Linked DNA regions of Homo sapiens: region 1 is linked to region 2. Evidence: chromatin loops called from intact Hi-C (ENCODE). Cell type or tissue: K562. All regions are shown on one strand. Each heading gives the region's core, and the rest is flanking DNA. Links, peaks and the distances in the headings are about the cores only. Region 1 overlaps CMYA5 (cardiomyopathy associated 5). Region 2 overlaps CMYA5 (cardiomyopathy associated 5).

Evidence for each region. Peaks named below come from ENCODE experiments on the same cell type or tissue, not always from the same donor. Only the 100,000 strongest peaks of a DNase experiment are listed, where the experiment ranks them.
Region 1: it touches region 2 in a loop (2.8-fold over the local background); 5 of 110 quality-filtered maps call a loop at or near these places.

What each region holds. Positions count from the first base shown.
Region 1 is chr5:79,773,424-79,776,345 of GRCh38, reverse strand. All of the region lies in intron 9 of CMYA5 (cardiomyopathy associated 5), which reads right to left. Among named protein-coding and RNA genes, the nearest start is that of CMYA5, 85 kb to the right of the region's middle. In K562, for the core only: a CTCF peak has its summit at 1,601 (motif pointing right); a DNase peak (open chromatin) is centred at 1,625.
Region 2 is chr5:79,693,519-79,696,440 of GRCh38, reverse strand. The region is part of intron 1 of CMYA5 (cardiomyopathy associated 5); the gene reads right to left. Among named protein-coding and RNA genes, the nearest start is that of CMYA5, 5.1 kb to the right of the region's middle. In K562, for the core only: no CTCF peak of the experiment used is centred there; a DNase peak (open chromatin) is centred at 1,580.

The sequences.
Region 1 (2,922 bases), core at 113-2,612, 80 kb before region 2:
TGAGAAGATTTTCCTTCTTAAAAAGTTGGTAAATAAAAATTTTTGAACAGAACTATTTTTCTTTTGATAAATGATGATATTATGAGACTCGATGGTAAGCGTCTCACTCTTAGTTCATAATAGTGTGGAAAATAACATGGGGGCTGAATGGCCAGGCTGGTCTTGAACTCCTTGGCCTCAAGTGATTCTCCCACCTCAGACTCCCCAAGTGCTGAGATTACAGGTGTGAACTAACATCACTCTTAGTTCACAACACTGTAGAAAAGTAACATGGGGGCTGAATCCTGACAACCATGGGGCTTAGGCTTTCCTATAATTAAACATTCTTGCAAAATCAGCATAAGCCAAAGGTCCCAGCAGAAAGATTCTAGATTTTTGTTTTCTCTATAGTTACCCTCCAAAGGCTGAATGGTATCATTTATATTCCAGGCAGAGAATCCCAGGAGCTTAGTAACATTCATTCCTCTGGATTCTCTAGGCCCTCCTTTACCCCTCCACAGTCACACAGGCAAACAATTCCTTGAGATCCTCATAAAACTGCCTGCCCAGAATGGTGGCTTCACATTATGCTTTCAGATCCTGTTTAAAATAATGGTTATACAGAGAACGTTTTTGCAGCTTTTGTAAAACTGCTCTTAAAGGCAATCACTATTATCTTGTTCAATAGCCCTTATATAAAGATCTACATGAAAAATTCATCTTAGAGCTGAATGTCAAGAAATATAATTGTCTCTCTTAGTGAAATGTGCTTCCTTTTAAAAAAAGAGATGAGTTATGTAATCTCTTTTTTTCCTCTTGCTGTCTCCCCCTCTCTCCTGTTTTCTCTTTAGCTGCCAGTAAGTTCAGATTTAAATTTTGTGTTCCATTGAGGTTCAGTTCTTCATTTTCAGTCTCTTCAGTCCTGCATTATTTGGCTCTTGTTCTCACAGGATTGTTTTACTGGTTCTACTATGTCTGGGTCTTTCATTGTGGACAACCTGAATACTTTTGGAAATTGACAGGCCTAAGTTAGAAGTGAAGGAACTGATTGGGTTTCCATTGACTGAGGTTTTACTGTACAACTAGGAGGTGTTGTACGTGATCAAAGTCAAATAAGGTCATTTGGGAAGAAAGATTTCATTTAGGAATAGCCAAACGCGAAGACACTGGGGGATGCGATGGGGAATCATCTTCTCATAACTCCCTCTCCCAAAGGCTCCCTACAGAGGGATATGACAACTGGATCAGGAAAACAATTTCACATACAGATTGGTGACTAGCTTTTAATTACTCAATAAGAACTTTGGCCCAATCGTGTCAGTGACCCTCCTGTCACCCTGTGAAGAAGCAAGGAGCAGGAATGACTGCCTCCTTTAGCCACAGGGTGCAAGGAAGCTCCAATCTCTTGCTGTTGACCACTGGTCAGTCATCACCTATCCATCTGAAGGCTGAGGAAGAAAGATTTAAAGAAAAGAAAAATGCTGGGATTCCTCACTCTGCACTAAGTTCATTAGGAAACTTACCCTTATTTGTCCTTATTCTACAGACAGAGCAGTGGGTGTCCCCAGCTGAAAACACCCACCTATGACAGGCAATTCTGTTCCTGCTCCACCAGGTGGGGCCCCAAAAGCTGGAAGAAGGAGGAATATGAGCTCACAGGCCCAGCACCCTGAGCCCAACTCCCTGGAAATGCTTGCCCTGGAGGATGGCCCCGGGAGTGTCTCCCCAGCCCATAGCCTCAGCCAGAGCCAGGGAGCAGGAGACTCACTCCCAGCTACTTTCTGGCGTATTGACTCTCACAGATTTGTCATTCAATACACGGCTTCTCTCGCTGCAGCCCACACAGCTAATCCCTGTACTATATTTCTCTCAGTTTTCCCTCCTCCACCCACACTTCTTCTGACTTCTCTCCACACAGGAGAGACAGAACAGCTGAGGAAACAGCAGAACGGTGGAAAATTTTTGAAAGTGTTTTGAGCCCACCCAACCTGAGGAGAGCATTCAAAGAAAAACAGGAAGAAGGTGAGTAGGAGCTCCCTCAGCCCCCGCGCACAAGCCGGGGATTGTCACTCCCGCCTACCCCAAACCCAACAGGGGCCGACTGCTGGGACCGAGCCTCCTCGGTGCCCACACGCAAAAATATGCAAATGTTTTCTGTGAGGATTATGGAATGGAGGCAGTTGCTCAGCTATTTCAGACACTGCGTCATGTAACTTGGGGGCACAGTAGGCTCATTCCATTCAAACGCCCACCATAAAAGTTCAACTAGCACCTTTGGTCTTAAATTGGAATCGCCAGAGGCCATTATACCTGGGGAAGGACTGCAGGTCTGAAGATGGATGTGTTTCTATTCTGGCAAGCAAAATTAGATTCTCCAATCTAGAGGACAACCAATGCCCTCTCTCCATGTGTGCGTGTGATTTAATATTACTCATCTTTTTTTGCCTTTTTGTTTTTCATTTCCTTTCAACTTGTCTTCCTACACCATACCAGAGCTTTGAAGCCTGCTTGTTTTATCGGGGATTGGGGGTGGAAAAGAAATGTGAACTCATTTAGCTCTTGCTCCCTATCTTGTTTGCTGGAGATCCAGCCAGTTAGATGGCTTGAAGTGGGCAAGGACAAAAAGAGATTGGTTAATCCCCTTCATTCATTCATTCATTCATTCATTCACTCATTCGTGAAACAGACATTTATTGAGTATCTACACAGATAAGTTCCCCGTTCATACCCCATTTATGGTCCAGGCTCAGTTAAACTAAACCACAACAAATGGAAGTAATCTTTGATCCCCCTAATTTCCCTCAGGGACCTCTGGATCAATTTTTGGAGCTAGTTTAGTACTATAGAGTTTTTGCATGAAATCCAGAACCTATGTAAGGGTTATATAACCAATGGATAAATAAGCTTGTAAAGTCCTTCCCTATGAGTTACCCATGGGAAGGT
Region 2 (2,922 bases), core at 197-2,696:
GCATCAATTAATCTTCCCACATATCTTGGACTTTATCAGATTAGGATGAAGAATTTTGGAACTGAATCCACTTTGGTTGTCTTAATAGAAAAATTTTCTGAGCAAAAAGCAAAGCCTATTCTTATTTTTCCGTCTATGATCTGGCTGAAGGGTCAGTCTAGGGATGGCTTTCTGACAAGTCACAGAAGGCGGCACTGATGACTGCAGACACCTTAACTGAACAATCCTTCAGTACTTATCACTGTTCCCTCCAAGCTACTGTCTTTCCAGATTCACTGGGCATTGTCAATCCCTGGTAAATGAACTGTCAACAACCAACAAAAATCTTACCTGATCTAACAAGTTCAATATTCCAACTAAACTTGCTTCTTGTAGAAGTCTGGAAGGCTTGCCCTTTACTCAGGCACTCATTTATTCATTTATTTATTCGCACCATTCACTTATCCGATCAACAAATATTCTCAACCTTAAAAAATCCTGAGATGATTCTGGATAATAACAAGAAAGTTTAGACAAAGCAGCAATCAGCAGCACAAGAGCTGGAACCAGGAACTAAAGGAATACCTAACCACATATTGTGCCTGGAATATCTTTCTGCCCAACTGCAGTGTCACTCTACAGGAATCTTTCTAAATCTCATTTTAGGAAGAATGTCTTTGGATATTCCTCTATTAATATCCTTAGTGTAATGCTTATGATATTACATTGAAATTAACCGCTTCCACTCACCAGACTGAGCTCCTTGAGGGAAAACAACTGTGTCATCCAATCCTCTTTGTGTCCCTGGTATCCAGCACAGGGCCTGGCATATAGAATTTATTACCAATGCAGCAGTTCTCTAGATTCCAATGAAGCTAACAGATTTCTAGGTATTATCAGACCTGCATTGTTCAGTATGATAGCCACTAGCTACATGTGGCTATGAAGCACTCGAAATGTGGTTAGGCAGGATGAATTGAGGTGTGCTGTAAGTATTTAAAAAACATCAGAGACTTAGTACAAAATAATGTAAGATATCTCTAATAAGTTTTACACTGATTACATGTTGAAATGGTAATACTTTGGATATTGGGTTAAGTGATTACTAAAATTCATGTCACTTGTTTCTTTCTGCTTTTTAAAATGTGGCTATTAGAAAATTTAAAATTAAATATGTGGCTCACCTTATATTTCTATAGGATAATGCTGGGCTAAATCAAAGGTTATTTTCATGTACAGCCACAACTGGTCTCTTGTACTTGATTCTCTTAAGTCATGTTGGTAGGAAGGGGAATTTGGTTTAATGACTAAAAAAAATTAGGTTTTCATTAAGCCTGTTTTCAGAATATCCAGGGACTATGGACTTTTTTGTGTGTAAAATTTTATCAGTATGTCCTACACTTTTTAGTAAGTTTGCCTTTCTAAAGAAAAAATAGTAATAATTCCAACTCTTGCTGAGTTTAACTCTTCGTTGAGTCAAAGTCTTACCAAGGACATAAAATATCCATGCAGCCAACACTTAAATAGCTCTTCAGTTTCTGGCTACAAGTGACTCTGTTATCTTCTATCCTCCCTCAGCCTCTGGCATCCTGAGCAGTCAACCCCTCCCATTCTGAGCTCTTTCCACTGACCTCAGAAGAAGGCTGGCTCAAATAACACACTTGTCAAAACACCTAGGTAAGCACATCTGTGGGAGACACCATATAAATAGATATATGGAAACAGAGTGCTCTGTACTGATAATGAAAACCATTTACAAATTCCTTGCACCTTCCAAAAGGTTTATTCCTGCAAGGACTAGTTAAATGTGAATGTCACTAATAATTTTAATTCTGTCAGCTTAGACAGACCTGTTTTATAGAAGCACTGGCAAAGCTGCAATTGAAGGTGATTTTTAAGTTTTGGGTACTGCTGTGGCAAAAATCCTCTGTGCTTAAATAGAGAAATGAAAATTGACCAACAGAGAATGACCGAAAATAAAAATGCTGAAAAGTTTCTAAGTGATCTGTGGGAAAGGCTGAAAGAGTTGGCTTTCACTGGTCTACAGCAAGAGAAATACAAAAGTAACAGTCCTATTTACTTCTGTCTCCTCTCCATACAGGAAACCATGAGTTTGGCACATGGTAAGTGTTAAATAAATATTAGTCAAATGAAAATACAAATGTATAGGTGCTTATTATTTAAAGGAATATTGCAATCACTGTGCTTTCCTTGTTTTTTGTTTGTTTGTTTTTATCCTGACTGGTATAGTAGACACAACATAGCTTCCAATTTTACTCAGAATAAAATTCATAGTCCTTACCATGGGCTACAAAGCCCTACATGATCTGCAACCCAACTATCTCTTAGCTTTGACTCTGACCACTCGCCCCATTACCTTACTCTGTTCCAGCATCCTGACCAACTTGCGTTCCTCAAATAAGACACATATCCCTCCCTCAGTGCCCTTGCAGCTGGTCATCCCTTTGCCTAGAAACTCATTCCTTCAGTATCTGCTCAAATGTCACCTCATCAGAGAGGCTTTCTTCACTACCTCATCCAAATATACCCCACCCATTTATCCTGCTATATTTGTCTTCATAATTTCTTACCACTTGACATACTATATGTTTTATTTGTCTCCCCAAACTGGAGTGAGTTTTAGCAGGGCAGAGACCTTATTCATTTTGTTCACAGCTGTATTCCTTGTGCCTAGGAAGTCTCTGGCACATTGTAGGAGTTCAATAAATATCTGCCAAATGAATACATTAATGAACATTAAATTGGAGTCCAGACACCTGGGGTCTACTCCTAATTCTGTTCCAAAAAATTCTGTGGCTGACCGGGCACGGTGGCTCATGCCTATAATCCCAGGATTTTGGGAGGCTGGAGGCAGATGGATTGCTTGGGCCAAGGAGTTCAAGACCAGCCTGGGCAACACGGCAAAACCCTGTCTCTTATAAA